2 separate regions of the Homo sapiens genome follow, and region 2 is linked to region 1. A link is a loop called in an ENCODE intact Hi-C map of the cell type or tissue named here. Cell type or tissue: MCF 10A. All regions are shown on one strand. Links, peaks and the distances in the headings refer to the core of each region. The heading gives the core; the rest is flanking DNA.

The links. Peaks named below come from ENCODE experiments on the same cell type or tissue, not always from the same donor. Only the 100,000 strongest peaks of a DNase experiment are listed, where the experiment ranks them.
Region 2: a loop joins it to region 1, with 14 times the contacts of the local background. A loop is called at or near these places in 34 of 110 quality-filtered maps.

The regions. Positions count from the first base shown.
Region 1 is chr10:63,154,040-63,161,501 of GRCh38, forward strand. NRBF2 (nuclear receptor binding factor 2) reads left to right here. Exons shown (of 4, transcript NM_030759.5): 4 at 1-985. The coding sequence ends at 179. Among named protein-coding and RNA genes, the nearest start is that of NRBF2, 24 kb to the left of the region's middle. RefSeq lists enhancers at 4,049-4,098, 4,179-4,228. In MCF 10A, for the core only: a CTCF peak has its summit at 4,276 (motif pointing left); a DNase peak (open chromatin) is centred at 4,272.
Region 2 is chr10:62,606,398-62,613,859 of GRCh38, forward strand. No RefSeq gene overlaps it. Among named protein-coding and RNA genes, the nearest start is that of ADO, 190 kb to the right of the region's middle. In MCF 10A, for the core only: a CTCF peak has its summit at 4,439; a DNase peak (open chromatin) is centred at 4,434.

The DNA of each region.
Region 1 (7,462 bases), core at 2,207-7,206:
GCTTGCCACCACATGCAGAAACTGCTACAGCCTCCTCAACCTGGCAGAAGTTCGCAGCAAATACTGGGAAAGCCAAGGACATTCCAATCCCCAATCTTCCTCCCTTGGATTTTCCATCTCCAGAACTTCCTCTTATGGAGCTCTCTGAGGATATTCTGAAAGGATTTATGAATAATTAAAATGGAAGGCCACAGAAAAGGGGAAAAGAGGAAATAATACAGTAATCGTTAATCCAGCAAAAAGAAATGAAAAGGGAAAACCACATAGAAGGGTAATCCCGGAAATGCTTCATCTGGTGGACTGTGGGAGCAGAGGCATTGCCAGGACTTGGGAAACAGTCACTGTGAAATGCGCTGCGTATCTCATTCACTCACTTCAGCTAATGATTCCGACTTGGCAGACGCTAAACTCATGGAGGTTCGGTTTCTCCTGATACAAACCAAATGGCTACCTGGAAGAATTTCTTTCAAGCAACAGTTATTTTTCTTATCTTCAGGGTTAAAATGTATAAAAGTTATGTGTAATTAATCTATAATGCCATAAATGATAATGCAAAACCTAAATAATATGGTGGCCGGAGGGGCTGCCTTATATTTGAAACATGCTTTCTATCATGCATTGACTGTATGCATTTTGTTAATGCACATTCTGTTTGTTTAAGGTGTGTAAGATACACACCCTTCTAGATGAAACTATATGTGCCACACTTTGCACTACTCATAATGATAACCTCAAGACTATCAGAAGAAATATTTAAATTTCCATTTTATGAAGAAAGGAACCAAATTATTATGCTTTTTAAAACAAATTACCAGTTTACATAATTAATCAGGGTGCATTTTAAGTTCTAACTTCGTTTATTGTATAATGCATCATTTGAAAATACCAAGGAGGAAATACCCTTTGTTTTTAATGATGCAAGAGTGGACGTAATGCTAGTTGGCAGTATTTTATTGTAAGAAATCAATAAAGTAATTGTGTTTTATACCTTTGTTGAACGTGGTTGATAGTTAAAAAGCAAGGCACTGAGTGGCTTCTCTGTGCGTTGTAAACTTTGAATTTGAACAGATGCGGTTAGATGATTACTTTTGTGTGTCAAGGATTTTTTTTTTCTTTCAGTGTTTTGTAGTCCATTTCCCTTACAACTAGGGTGACAGAGAGTACAGAAGTTCCTGAGGTTTAAATGTATTGTTTCCAACCTTTTTCCTGACCACCACATGGAAAATGCTCAGGGCTGCTCTAGGCTGGAGGCAGCTGTCCCTTGGGCACCTGCCACCCTGTCAGAGCATAGTGTGGGGAAGTGCTGCTTTGGATTCTCTCTACCAAGCTGGATGATGTTCCATGAGAAGGAAGGGGAAGAGGAGAATATAAGCAAAACATTTGGGTGCAAGCTACTGGGCATGTTTAAAGCTTGGATTTGCTGTGTGGAATTACAGAAGTGAGAAAAATATATTGCCTTCTCTGAGGACAATTGGGTTGAGGAAGTTGGGTTAGGCTCACAAATCCAGTGACGAAACTAGTAGAAATAGGGCCAGGCGTGGTGGCTTATACCTGTAATCCCAACACTTTGGGAGGCTGAGGTGGGAGGGTCGCTTGAGCCCAAGAGTTTGCGACCACCCTGGGCAACATAGTGAGACCCTGTCTCTACCCAGAAAAACTTTAGCTGGGTGCAGTGATGGCGCGCCTGTAGTTGTGGTTACTCCAGAGGCAGAGGTGGGAGGATGACTCGAGCCTGGGAGGTTGAGGCTGCAGTGAGCTCTCATCACACCACTGCATTCCAACCTGGACACCAGAGTGAGATTCTGTCTCAAAAAAAGCAGAAGTGACCATGGAGAAATCATATTTTTTCCTGTCTCATCTTGCTGCAGATGAAACCAAAAATAAACTAGCCTGCCAAATTGTCTTGAGTTCTATACTTTCTTAAAAGTTACATTAATTTGCTGGGCACAGTGGCTCACGCTTGTAATCCCAGCACTTTGGGAGACTGAGGCAGGCGGATCACCTGAGGTCTGAAGTTCGAGACCAGCCTGATAAATATGGCAAAACCCTGTCTCTTACTAACAATACAAAGATTAGCCGAGTGTGGTGGCATGGGCCTGTAGTCCCAGCTACTTAGGAGGCTGAGCAGGAGAATCACTTGAACCCAGGAGGCAGAGGTTGCAGTGAGCTGAGATTGTGCCACTGCACTCCAGCCTGGGCAACAGAGCTGGACTCTGTCTAAAAAAAAAATATATATATATTAATTTGTTTATCTCAGTGTTGTTGTTTTTTTTATTATTTTTTCTGTTTGGTTGACTAGAATTTCTGTTCTGCTAAATATCTCAGTGTTTTAATATCCTAGACTCGACATTTTACTTGCCTAACCTTGCTCATAAAACTTGACATTTAAAAGCTTGTGCCAAAAATAGTCATGTGTTGCTTAACAAGGATGTGTTCTGAGGAATGTGTTGTTAGGTGATTTTTTCATGTGAGCATCCTAAAGTGGACTTACACAAACCTAGAAGGCAGAGCCGACTCCACACCTAGGCTGTATAGTCTTGCTCCTGGGCTACAAACCTTTACAGCATGGGACTGTACTGGCTAGGCAGTTGTAACACAATGGCATTTGTATATCTAAATATAAAGGTATGGTCTTATAATCTGTCATGTGGCCCATCATTGGCTGAAATTTTATATGGCACATGACTCTATTAGCCTAGCCATTTCTCTCTAAAAGATGAGCTCTGTTAGAGGTACCACTGTACCTCTGCTACTTTCTGCTTCCCAAGGAGGCATTGGAGACTAGGATATTGTGATTTATAAGAAGAAATAAATATTTTGCTGTTTGTCTCTGGTTCCTGGCACAGAGCTCCCAAGTCTGTAATTTCCTGGCTGGTAGGAACTTTTGTTCTAATGTGATGACTCTCAGTGGGCCCCTGGATAGGGATTGGACACAAGAGAGACCAGCATGATTAGAAGCTTAAAACTTTCAGCCCCATGCCCCATCCTTTGGAAGGGGAGAGAGGCTGCAGATTGAGTTACAATTGATTATGCCCATATGATTAAGTCTCCATAAAAATCCCTGAACTACAGGATCCTGAGAGCGTCCGTGTTACGGAACATGTGGAGCTGGTGTGCCCTGAGAGGACACAGAAGCCCCGTGTCCCTGCCCCATGTCTGTCTCCCATCTAGCTGTTCTGATAAGTACTTTCATAATAAATGGTTAAATGTAAATAAGATGTTTCCCTAAGCCATTCTAGCAAAGGATTGAATCCAAAAGTGTGAGGCAGCAGTGGGGAGTGTTGTGGGAACCTCTGATTTGCAACTGGTTGGTCAGAATACCAGGTTGAACCGGGGATTTGTGGTTGGGTCTGAATTAAGGGTAGTCTTGTGGGACTGAGCCCATAACCTCCAGGTAGGTAGAGTCAGAGTTGAGTTAATTTTGCAAGATCACCTACCAGAGAATTGATGTGTGGGAAAAAAAAAAAAAAAGCTCACATCCGGTGCTGGAAGTGAAGTACTGAGAGTGGAGAGAAAAAAAGTGTTGCTTTTTCATTTTTTTTTTTAAGATCATTTTATTTTTTGAGATGGTCTCACTGTTGCCCAGGCTGAAGTACAGTGGATCAATCATGGTTCACTGCAGCCTTGATCCTCCCGGGCTCAAGGGATCTTCCTACCTCAGCCTCCCAAGTACCAAGGACTACAGGTGTGCCACCACACCTGATTTTTTAATTTTTTGTAGAGACGGAATTTCACTATGTTGCCCAGGCTGGTCTTGAACTCCTGGCCTGAAGTGATCCTCCTGCCTCAACCTCCAAAAGTGCTGGGATTACAGGCGTGAGCTACCACGACTGGCCTGGTTTTTCTTTATTCAGAGACCATCTGGTGAGACTTGAGTTTGTCTTTACACTCAACAGAAAAAAACTTCATGTCCATTTTTAATGATAACCCTTCATTTGTGAGCAGTTGTGGTTAGAATCTTGTTTGAAAATGACTAAGATGGATGCTTGTGTGAGGCAGCCTGCCACAGGGTGTTTATAACCTATTTGAAGAGTCAGGGTGTAAACTAATAGTAGCTATTATTTATTGATTCATTCTAGATCATAGGTTATGTGAAGATTAAAAGTGTTTAATTTTAGTATCATTATATTGTGTCATAATCCCAGTGTAGCCTAATCAAAGATCTCTGGGAGTGGATGGCGTGACTGTTTAAAAAAGTAAAGGGCATCCTCAGATTATTTGTTGTTTCCCAGGTGCAATCTTGTCCTTTTACCAGCTACTGCTAACCAACACTGCCATCTGGTGGACAGTAAGAAACTTCTGGTTCTTGTTGGGTCCATTAGCCAGGAAGGGTATTATGGTGTCCAGACTCAAGGCTAGGCCCTGCCAATGACTGACATGGAAAAATGAATCTGTTGGGGTCTTACTTGACTTCCTGTCTGGAACAGATATGGAAAACCAATTCAAAAAGAGTCTTTAAGAAGCCTGGGCCAGGTTAGTGCAGGCAGGGACTGTAGTCTTGCATACTAGTTTCCTGTCTGATAAGACCTTTCAGGTTTTGCTGCCTGGGTTTAATCTCAAGAAGGTTGACCCTCAATGGGCCTGGAAGTGCCTGGAGGTTAGGTTGAAAGCTATCATTAGCAAGACTTCGTCTAGCTTGGGAGAAGGGTTTACTGATCTGGAGAATTTGGCAGCCAAAGCAGGCCTGAAACAATACCAATTTCTTTAGAAAAGAATCAACTTGATGTTTGCTCAGGACCTGGGAAGGAGGTGTGGTGGGCCACAAAGAGTTAACCAAGTCTGGACGCAGTGGCTTACACCTGTAATCCCAGCACTTTGGGAGGCCGAGGCGGGTGGATCATTTGAGGTCAGGAGTTCAAAACCAGCCTGGCCAACATGGTGAAACCCCATCTCTACTAGAAATACAAAAATTAGCCAGGCAGTAGTGGTGGGCACCTGTAATCCCAGCTACTCAGGAGGCTGAGGCAGGAGAATCGCTTCAGCCTGGGAAGCGGAGGTTGCAGTGAGCTGACATCACACCACTGCACACCAGCCTGGGCGACAGAGTGAGACACTGTCTCAAAAAAAAAAAAAAAAAAAGTCCTTAGTTGGATGCTAGTAAATGTCTCATAGTAAGAGCAGTTTATAAACATCTTGCCTTATGCTACTAAAAATACAAAGTAGCTGGTATACTTTTCACCTTCAGGAAAGTATCTGGGATCAAAGAATGGGGAAATGACTTTCTAGGTATTTCTTTTTTTTTTCTTTTTTTAGACGGAGTCTAGCTCTGTTGCCCAGGCTGGAGTGCAGTGGTACAATCTCAGCTCACCACAACCTCCGCCTGCCGGGTTCAAGCGATTCTCCTGCCTCAGCCTCCCAAGTAGCTGGGACTACAGGCATGCGCCACCACACCCAGCTAATTTTTGTATTTTTAGGAGAGGCGGGATTTCACTATGTTGGCCAGGCTGGTCTCGAACTCCTGACCTCGTGATCCACCCGCTTCAGCCTCCCAAAGTGCTGGAATTACAAGCGTGAGCCACTGCGCCTGGCTGTATTTCTAGAACAGCAGGAACAAAGGCATGGAATTAAGGGAGGTGAGTAATCTTGGTCAGAATCATATCATAGTAGGACAATATGAGATGAAATTTGAGGGAGGCTCAAGTGGATTAGCTTTTTATTTCCTAAAGGTGAAGGGGCCAGGATCAGGTTCCAGACTTGAGGAATGGAAAATATTTGGAATAGGCCCTCAGAGTTAGGGCCGAAAGAATCCAAGTGAAGGCGAGTTTAGTTTTTGCGTTCTTAGTCTGTTTCTCTAATGTGGGCACACTACATTAGAAAAAAAGTGGGAGGGGTAGTCCAGATATGACAGAAGGATAAACGGTGAAGGAATCAAGAATACAAATGAGAATGTCTTTAAAGTTGCTAAACACAGATTCCAGGATGTACAGGAAGACAAAGGAGACAGGTTAATTAGGGAGTGGGATAGGGCTGAGGGACCAAAGCCTCCTAAGTAAGTGATGCCCAAAGGTAGTTTCCAGAAAGAGGAAAGGGAGTTTGTCATCTGAGAGAGGGACTCTTGATTTGGTTGATTAGAAGAACCAAACAACGATTAGCCCTAGGCTTCCTCCATGGAAATTCCCTAAAGAAAAGTCTTGCTATTCAGAGTGTTATTAAGTCCCAGGGTCTTCATTGCCACTAATAGATCTTTTTGGAGGGACTGATATCAGATATTTCCCTATTCTTAGGAGGAGATGGCTGTTCAGGGAAGGCCAGATGTTAACAGAAGAAACAGAAGGATATTAAACATGCCATTAAGCTGGTGACTGGAAAAGAAAAAAAAAGTTAAACATTGCCACAAAATCCTTTGGTTTCAGTGTTAAAACTAAATAAACCTCTATGGAGGCAGCAAGATGTTAAATGGGGCAAGAGGGTCATAGACCAGTTTTCATCCTTAGGTAATTTTCATTTATTTGAAATACCCACACTTTGGGCATTGTGGTAAATTCCAGAAGGGCACTTGTCTTGGTCTTTAAATTTGGTTGAATACAGTACTTGAGGTATTGGTTGGATTTTTGAAAGGTAGCCTCATTTATTGAAAGGCTGGCAACGATAAATAGGCTCACGATTCAAAATGGAGCGATACAGACTTACATTGCTTGTCCATGGTTCTGTGATGATAAATCTGTATGTGGGACTATGAAGCTATTAGAAATGTTCAGTTTAAGTGTTTGACATATTGATATGCTGACAGAAAAAACGGTATGCCAATTTTTATGTAATGATCTATGCTCTGTAGAGTGGAATACATAGAAAAGATTTGTCAGAAGTAAGCCAATAACCGTGATCGCCTCTGGGTGGGTAAATTACAGGTGTCCCCTCTCCAGGTACCCTCCCTTCCCCCCATTCCTTACACTTCTTAGTCCTCACATTATCTTGATAAGTTTGGGAAAAAAATAGATAAAACCCGTGAGGTTTTTAAGAATCAGAAACAATTTGAGCTCAAATCAATTAGTGGTCACCCCTGTATACCTTTTAAATAAACCCCTCTAATAGTTGACAGTAGTGGCTTCTGGCTCACTGGGTATCACAGAAAACTTTAGCTTAACTTAGTTTAAACATTAGGAACACAAAATTAGGTGACTATGAGAATTTTCCAGTTGACCAAAATTTTTTCAACTGACTTGAAAAATCCAGCCACCTGCTAAAGGTTGGAAAGACATGACTGGAATACTTAGCTGGACTCCTAACTCAGGTTGCATACAGGAAAGCAGACTACAGTGGCCCAGGGATGAGCAGCAATTTTCTAGGACTAAGTAATTTCTGGAGCTTGTACATTTAGAACACATTTACAACAATTTGTCATGGGACTCAATCTAAAGGGGCTAAATTGCTACTTTTATTTATCCTCTGGGAGGGAATGTGAGAAATAATGGATCAAGTCACATGATACCAATTCAACAGATATGCCAAATCCTTAATGTTC
Region 2 (7,462 bases), core at 1,675-6,674, 550 kb before region 1:
CTCTTTGTAGGTCACTCAGGACTTGCTTTATGAATCTGGGTGCTCCTGTATTGGGTGCATATATATTTAGGATAGTTAGCTCTTCTTGTTGAATTGATCCCTTTACCATTATGTAATGGCCTTGTCTCTTTTGATCTTTGTTGGGTTAAAGTCTGTTTTATCAGAGACTAGGATTGCAACCCCTGCCTTTTTTTGTTTTCCATTTGCTTGGTAGATCTTCCTCCATCCTTTTATTTTGAGCCTATGTGTGTCTCTGCACGTGAGATGGGTTTCCTGAATACAGCACACTGATGGGTCTTGACTCTTTATCCAGTTTGCCAGTCTGTGTCTTTTAATTGGAGAATTTAGTCCATTTACATTTAAAGTTAATATCATTATGTGTGAATTTGATCCTGTCATTATGATGTTAGCTGGTGATTTTGCTTGTTAGTTGATGCAGTTTCTTCCTAGTCTCGATGGTCTTTACATTTTGGCATGATTTTGCAGTGGCTGGTACTGGTTGTTCCTTTCCATGTTTAGCGCTTCCTTCAGGAGCTCTTTTACGGCAGGCCTGGTGGCGACAAAATCTCTCAGCATTTGCTTGTCTGTAAAGTATTTTATTTCTCCTTCACTTATGAAGCTTAGTTTGGCTGGATATGAGATTCTGGGTTGAAAATTCTTTTCTTTAAGAATGTTGAATATTGGCCCCCACTCTCTTCTGGCTTGTAGGGTTTCTGCCAAGAGATCCACTGTTAGTCTGATGGGCTTCCCTTTGAGGGTAACCCGACCTTTCTCTCTGGCTGCCCTTAACATTTTTTCCTTCATTTCAACTTTGGTGAATCTGACAATTATGTGTCTTGGAGTTGCTCTTCTTGAGGAGTATCTTTGTGGCATTCTCTGTATTTCCTGAATCTGAATGTTGGCCTGCCTTGCTAGATTGGGGAAGTTCTCCTGGATAATATCCTGCAGAGTGTTTTCCAACTTGGTTCCATTCTCCCCATCACTTTCAGGTACACCAATCAGACGTAGATTTGGTCTTTTCACATAGTCCCATATTTCTTGGAGGCTTTGCTCATTTCTTTTTATTCTTTTTTCTCTAAACTTCCCTTCTCGCTTCATTTCATTCATTTCATCTTCCATTGCTGATACCCTTTCTTCCAGTTGATCGCATCGTCTCCTGAGGCTTCTGCATTCTTCACGTAGTTCTCAAGCCTTGGTTTTCAGCTCCATCAGCTCCTTTAAGCACTTCTCCGTATTGGTTATTCTAGTTATACATTCTTCTAAATTTTTTTCAAAGTTTTCAACTTCGTTGCCTTTGGTTTGAATGTCCTCCCGTAGCTCAGAGTAATTTGATCGTCTGAAGCCTTCTTCTCTCAGCTCGTCAAAGTCATTCTCCATCCAGCTTTGTTCCGTTGCTGGTGAGGAACTGCGTTCCTTTGGAGGAGGAGAGGTGCTCTGCGTTTTAGAGTTTCCAGTTTTTCTGTTCTGTTTTTTCCCCATCTTTGTGGTTTTATCTGCTTTTGGTCTTTGATGATGGTGATGTACAGATGGGTTTTCGGTGTGGATGTCCTTTCTGTTAGTTTTCCTTCTAACAGACAGGACTCTCAGCTGCAGGTCTGTTGGAATACCCTGCCGTGTGAGGTGTCAGTGTGCCCCTGCTGGGGGGTGCCTCCCAGTTAGGCTGCTCGGGGGTCAGGGGTCAGGGACCCACTTGAGGAGGCAGTCTGCCCGTTCTCAGATCTCCAGCTGTGTGCTGGGAGAACCACTGCTCTCTTCAAAGCTGACAGGGACATTTAAGTCTGCGGAGGTTACTGCTGTCTTTTTGTTTGTCTGTGCCCTGCCCCCAGAGGTGGAGCCTACAGAGGCAGGCAGGCCTCCTTGAGCTGTGGTGGGCTCCACCCAGTTCGAGCTTCCCGGCTGCTTTGTTTACCTAAGGCGCCCCTCCCCCAGCCTCGCTGCAGCCTTGCAGTTTGATCTCAGACTGCTGTGCTAGCAATCAGCGAGATTCCGTGGGCGTAGGACCCTCCGAGCCACGTGTGGGATATAATCTCGTGGTGCGCCGTTTTTTTAAGCCGGTCTGAAAAGCGCAATATTCGGGTGGGAGTGACCCGATTTTCCAGGTGTGTCCGTCACCCCTTTCTTTGACTCGGAAAGGGAACTCCCTGACCCCTTGCGCTTCCCAGGTGAGGCAATGCCTCGCCCTGCTTCGGCTCGCGCACGGTGCGCGCACCCACTGACCTGGGCCCACTCTCTGGCACTCCCTAGTGAGATGAACCCGGTACCTCAGATGGAAATGCAGAAATCACCCGTCTTCTGCGTCGCTCACGCTGGGAGCTGTAGACCGGAGCTGTTCCTATTCGGCCATCTTGGCTCCTCCCCTAAACGTGAATTTCTTACTGGCTTTGTGATCTTTGGAAGGTTATTAAGCTTCAGTTTCATTATCTCTAGAAATTGGTAAATAGTTCTTGCAGGATTGCTCTGAAGATTAAGTGATTAAGTTAGGCAAGAGATGCAATATGAACATGCCTAGAAAAATACCTGCCACAGAGCAGGGCTTCAATCAATCTCAGCTATTTTTTTCTCCAATGCCTACAAGTGGACAAATGATGAAAAAGACTGAACAAATAATGTTAACTGAATTATTATGATAAATTTGATATTTCTTCCCATGAAATCTCACTGTTTTTAATAGAGAATATTCATCGAGTAAGATGCAATAAACATAATATATTATCTTTCAGAATAATTTTATACAAATAAACAAACCATTTAAAAAAAAGAAAAGAAAACCTCTTTCATCAGCTCAATTGTCCTAATTCCTGCTTAGGAAAATCATGTTTCTTTAACTCTTCAGGACTATGTGAATACCATATATTCAACAAGCAAGCTTCAAGTTCTCATGGGTAAGTGGGACAACCAGAAAACAGAAAGTTAAATGTGTACAAAAGTATGCATCCTGGTCGCCCATCTGAGGATAAGGATGTGGTCTCTGTGTCCAAGGTCAAGCCTACAGTGGAAGGCCAAATGTCCCAATTTAAAATTATAGTCCATATTGCACAAGGGAATCTGGATTTTGCTCACTGTTTCCTTGACATTACAACAGTATCTGGCACACAGCAAGTGCTCAATAAGTAATTGTTGGATGAGTGCATAAATGAGTGGACCACAGCAGGTATCATCCAGTACGGTAGTTTTCGAACATGTTTTTAGCTGTGGGCTCTTTGATCAAACAAAATATTCAGCTAGACACCCAATGTGATACAGATGCAAAAGGAACTTATCTTGTCCAGGTAAGACTGATAGGCCTGCACCCCAGGGACCCCTAGATTTTGCAGAGCATAGCTGGAAACCCCCAATCTCATTAAACCCCTCGTTTCAGAGATGGGAACAGAAAGGCCCAGAAATGAACAGGGCTTACCCAATGCTGCATAGTGGGGCCCAAAATTTTACTTTTGCGGTTGGGAGTCCCTATGCCAGTGGGGAAAAGAGCAAATTCTACTAAGTGTTTGCATCACCAGGAGGGTGTGTAGACACCTGCAGGTCATCCAGGTGGCTTCAGTGTAGAGCTGATATTGGTTGTTTATCCTGTTTTTAGAAATGCAACTTGTTCTATGGTGCAATAAGGAGCTTCAAGCTGTGTCACTGAGGACTCTTTAATGGCAAGGCTCTGTATTTTGGCTATAACCTTATGACTTCCCAACTCTCCACCCAGGAAATTGCTTCGCAATTTAGACATCCTAAAATTGTCTCCAAAAGAAAGTGAATATGGATTCTTTGGGGAACAATTGTGTCAGATCAGTGGATGAGAATTTAGGAGCTGACTTTGGGTCTGGATCTGATAACACTAGCATCCTTCCAGATCACAGAGTTTAGAGCATCCAGTCGAGAATACTAATTAGTGCTGAGTGTGGAAGACAGACTCAACAACCTGTGCTTTCTCCCTTGGACTTTCATGTTTGCTCAGGTCATGCCCTGTTTGCTCCTCCATCCTCTCACTCTTCCTCCTTAGATGCAGCAGACGGTCTGCACCACTGAGGGCCTTGTACCCAGCCCCTTCTCCTCCTCCTCCATCCAGTCAGCAGAGGGCTACCAGGCCCATAGGATGTGGCTCAGAAAGACCATCCCTTCTCCCTTTGCAGCCTCTGCCCTCGCCTCCAATTTATTCTCTGGCCCCTTATTTTCCATTATGCTGGAGACAGAGAAAAAGGGAATTAGATTCTCTCACAGATAGAAATTACAAAGTCAAAGAGCTGAGATAATGGGCAACTTAATGCTAGCCACCACAGCATTTCTCAATTGCACAGTCCTGGATAAAGTATGACTTCTTGATGCACATACAACAACAGCAATAACACTGTAAGTCAAGTTGTTTGAAGACGCCCACAAGGTACCTGGGAGAGGTCTACCAAGCTGGCAGATGCTCCAGGCAGTTTGGGGGCTGTTCCTCCAGTCGACCTAAAGAGGGAGCTGTTTCCTTAGAATGCCTGAGCGAGAGGCCCTGCCCGCCAGCCCGGGGGTTTGGGGATCACAGCAGCCACCTGCTTGTGCACCAGGCTGTCACTGAACAAATGCAAGTTGCACTTTTCTCATTTTTTAAAAAATTGTGTCTACTAAACTGACAAGAGTTCTAGTAGATCAAGTTCTGTTACCAATCAGGCTCAATGTCTTTATCTGTAAGTGGGAACAGGGGCACAGGTCCAGCAAATTTCACTGGGTGGTTAAGAAGCCTGGCTGTGCTTGGCATGGATGGGTATCATGTAATAATCAAGCGTGTTTGCAGTAGAGACTAAAAGATCAGTTTCGAACTGATACCTCACCACATGGCCTTGGCCAGGTTTCTAATCTCTCCACCCCTCAGGTTCTGCTTGTAATTTTGGGAAAAGAATAGCACTGAATTTACAGGACTGTTGTAAGGAATAAGTGAAAAATGTGTGCAATGGATTGGATGGGGCCAATACATAATAAGCTCTTAATAAATGGTAGCTTTAAAAAATATAGCTATTGAAGCAAAAATGTTTTCAGACCCTGTCTTATTACGCACAGGTGAGACGCATGCTCTACTTCCTGACTTGGTTCTCCCACACAAGAAAAGTCAAACAATATTCCAGAAGGGAGGAGTTGTGTTTCCAATCCAAATGGAAATATATTGCTTGGGCATGACTCTCCAGGGTGCTTCATTGAAGGGAAGGCGCCCAAGCCATGTGAATGTGAAAAGGAGAAGTTGACACCTCAGTTTACACATCTCAGAGGAATTCACGTGAATGTGTTTTCCCTACAGCAATAATCCTTCCTCCAATCTGTAACCAATATTCATCTACTCATTCAATAGACAGCCATGAAGCAATAACTTAATATGTGCACTAGTATAGTCTGTAGAGATAGAAAGATGAATAGGCCCCAATCCCTGACCTTAAATTAAAGGTTTACAGTCTAGTTGAGGGAGACAGGAAGACAAATGAATAAATAGTCACGATACAGAGCTGGTAAGCACAGGGTGCTGTGAGCATATGTAGAAGGGGCCCCTAACCTGGACTATAAAAAGGGGGTGGTCCAAGCCTTACTAGAAGAGATAATGGGCTGAATTTTAACAGGGAATGTAAATTTGACATTTGAAGTGGAAAGAAAGGATGTTTTAGGCACAAGTTCTTTATGTTTCCCCTCCACAATGCAAGAGAGTTACATTAGATGGTTTCTAAGATGGTTTTCTGGAGAGAGGGGAGTAGGAAGAAGGAGCTTCCCTGCAGTAAATTCTGCTTGTGGAACTCCCATTCCATGTGCACACAGCCATAGGAGAACATAGTATGCTGGGGAGCTGCTAGGTTGTAAGAGCAGGATTTAAAACAAGGGATCAAGCTGGATGGTCACATGGTCATTGGTGTTCAGAAAAATCCATCTGTGTGGAGAAAGGATTGAAGGGGTGGAAGCAAAGAAATAGGTGGGAAGGGCCGGGCACCATGGCTCACACCTGTAATCCCAGCACTTTGGGAGGCTGAGGCGGGTGGATCATGAGGTCAGGAGTTCGAAACCATCCTGGCCAACATGGTGAAACCCCATCTCTACTAAAAATACAAAAATTAGCTGGGTGTGGTGGTGCACGCTTGTAGTCCCAGCTACTTGGGAGGCTGAGGCAGGAGAATCGCTTGACCCCAGGAGGCAGAGGTTGCAGTGAGCCGAGATCGCACCACTGCACTCCAGCCTGGTGACAGAGCGAGACTCCATCTCAGAAAAAAAAAAAAGAAAAAAGAAATGGGTGGGAAGGCAGTTGGTTGGGGAAAATCATGAGGGCGTCAGGGTCAGAGGCAAAGGAGATGCAGAAGCAGGGGGGCGGCTGACTACAAAGGCGTGTAGGAGGTAGAGTTGACAGGACTTGGTGACTTGATTGAGAATGATAGGGAGAAGTCAAGAAGGGCCCCAAGGACCCTAGCTGGGCCCATGGGACCATCTCAGAGCCCTTTCACCTAGCATCTAATGCATATTCCCTTTATGCATATGGAATCTATGATCTTCATTTTTTCCAGAGCAAAACTTACAATCAGCTAGGGGAATCAAGACATGTTATCTTCATGCGTCCTCCATCTTTGTTTCTGGTTTATAGTGGTTCTGCTGTTGTTTCAGAAGGGAGGAAGGACTAGACCCTTGGAGTGACTGCTTGACAACTGAAACCTTCAGAAGGGGAGAGCACCCACCCCTGGAGTGGTGGCAGGCTTTTCCATTCATGACAGATGGGAGCATAAAGCAACAAGATGTTTCTCCACAAACCTTAAAAGTGAACATACCCTTTTGCCCAGAATTTCTACTTTTTTTGGAATTTAGACTACAGAAAAAAATAATTAAAATGTACAAGAATGATCCTAAAGATTTATTTCAGGGATGCTCACTGCAAAGTTGTTTATAATTGTGAAAAGCTGGAAACAAACATGACACACAGAAATAGCACCTGGCCTTAGAGGACCCAAGGCTGGGCCTGACTCCCTAGCTGAGGAGTCTCAATATAGGGTGTGGGACTGGGAAGGAGATGTCCCAAGAATGTAGCGAGGCTCCTAATGTCACGTAGTGACCAACATGTTCTTTTTGAATTGGGGATGGGGCGGGGGGAGATGGTTCAACTGTACACATCAAGAATGGACTCTTTTCCCTTTCTCTTAGCTCCTAAGCATTGCTAAGCTGAGTGGTCGCAGCTGGAATAAGTAAGCTCTGGCTGGAAACTCCCCCGAGGAATCTCTCCTCCCTGCTGTTCTTCCCCACCCCCAGAAAGCTTCGTTTCATGTCTAAAAGCTCAAAGATGTGCTGAGTCATACTGTACAAATAGCAGTGGACTAGGGAATTATAAAATGTCGCTTCCTTTCTTTCTTGGACATTTATTTATTGAGTACCTACTATGTGCCATGCCCTATGCTAAGCCCCAGAGAGAGAATGAAAAATGCAACATAATCCCTACATATGGTAGTTACTTTCTTACCCAATATCAATTCTCCCCTTCTTC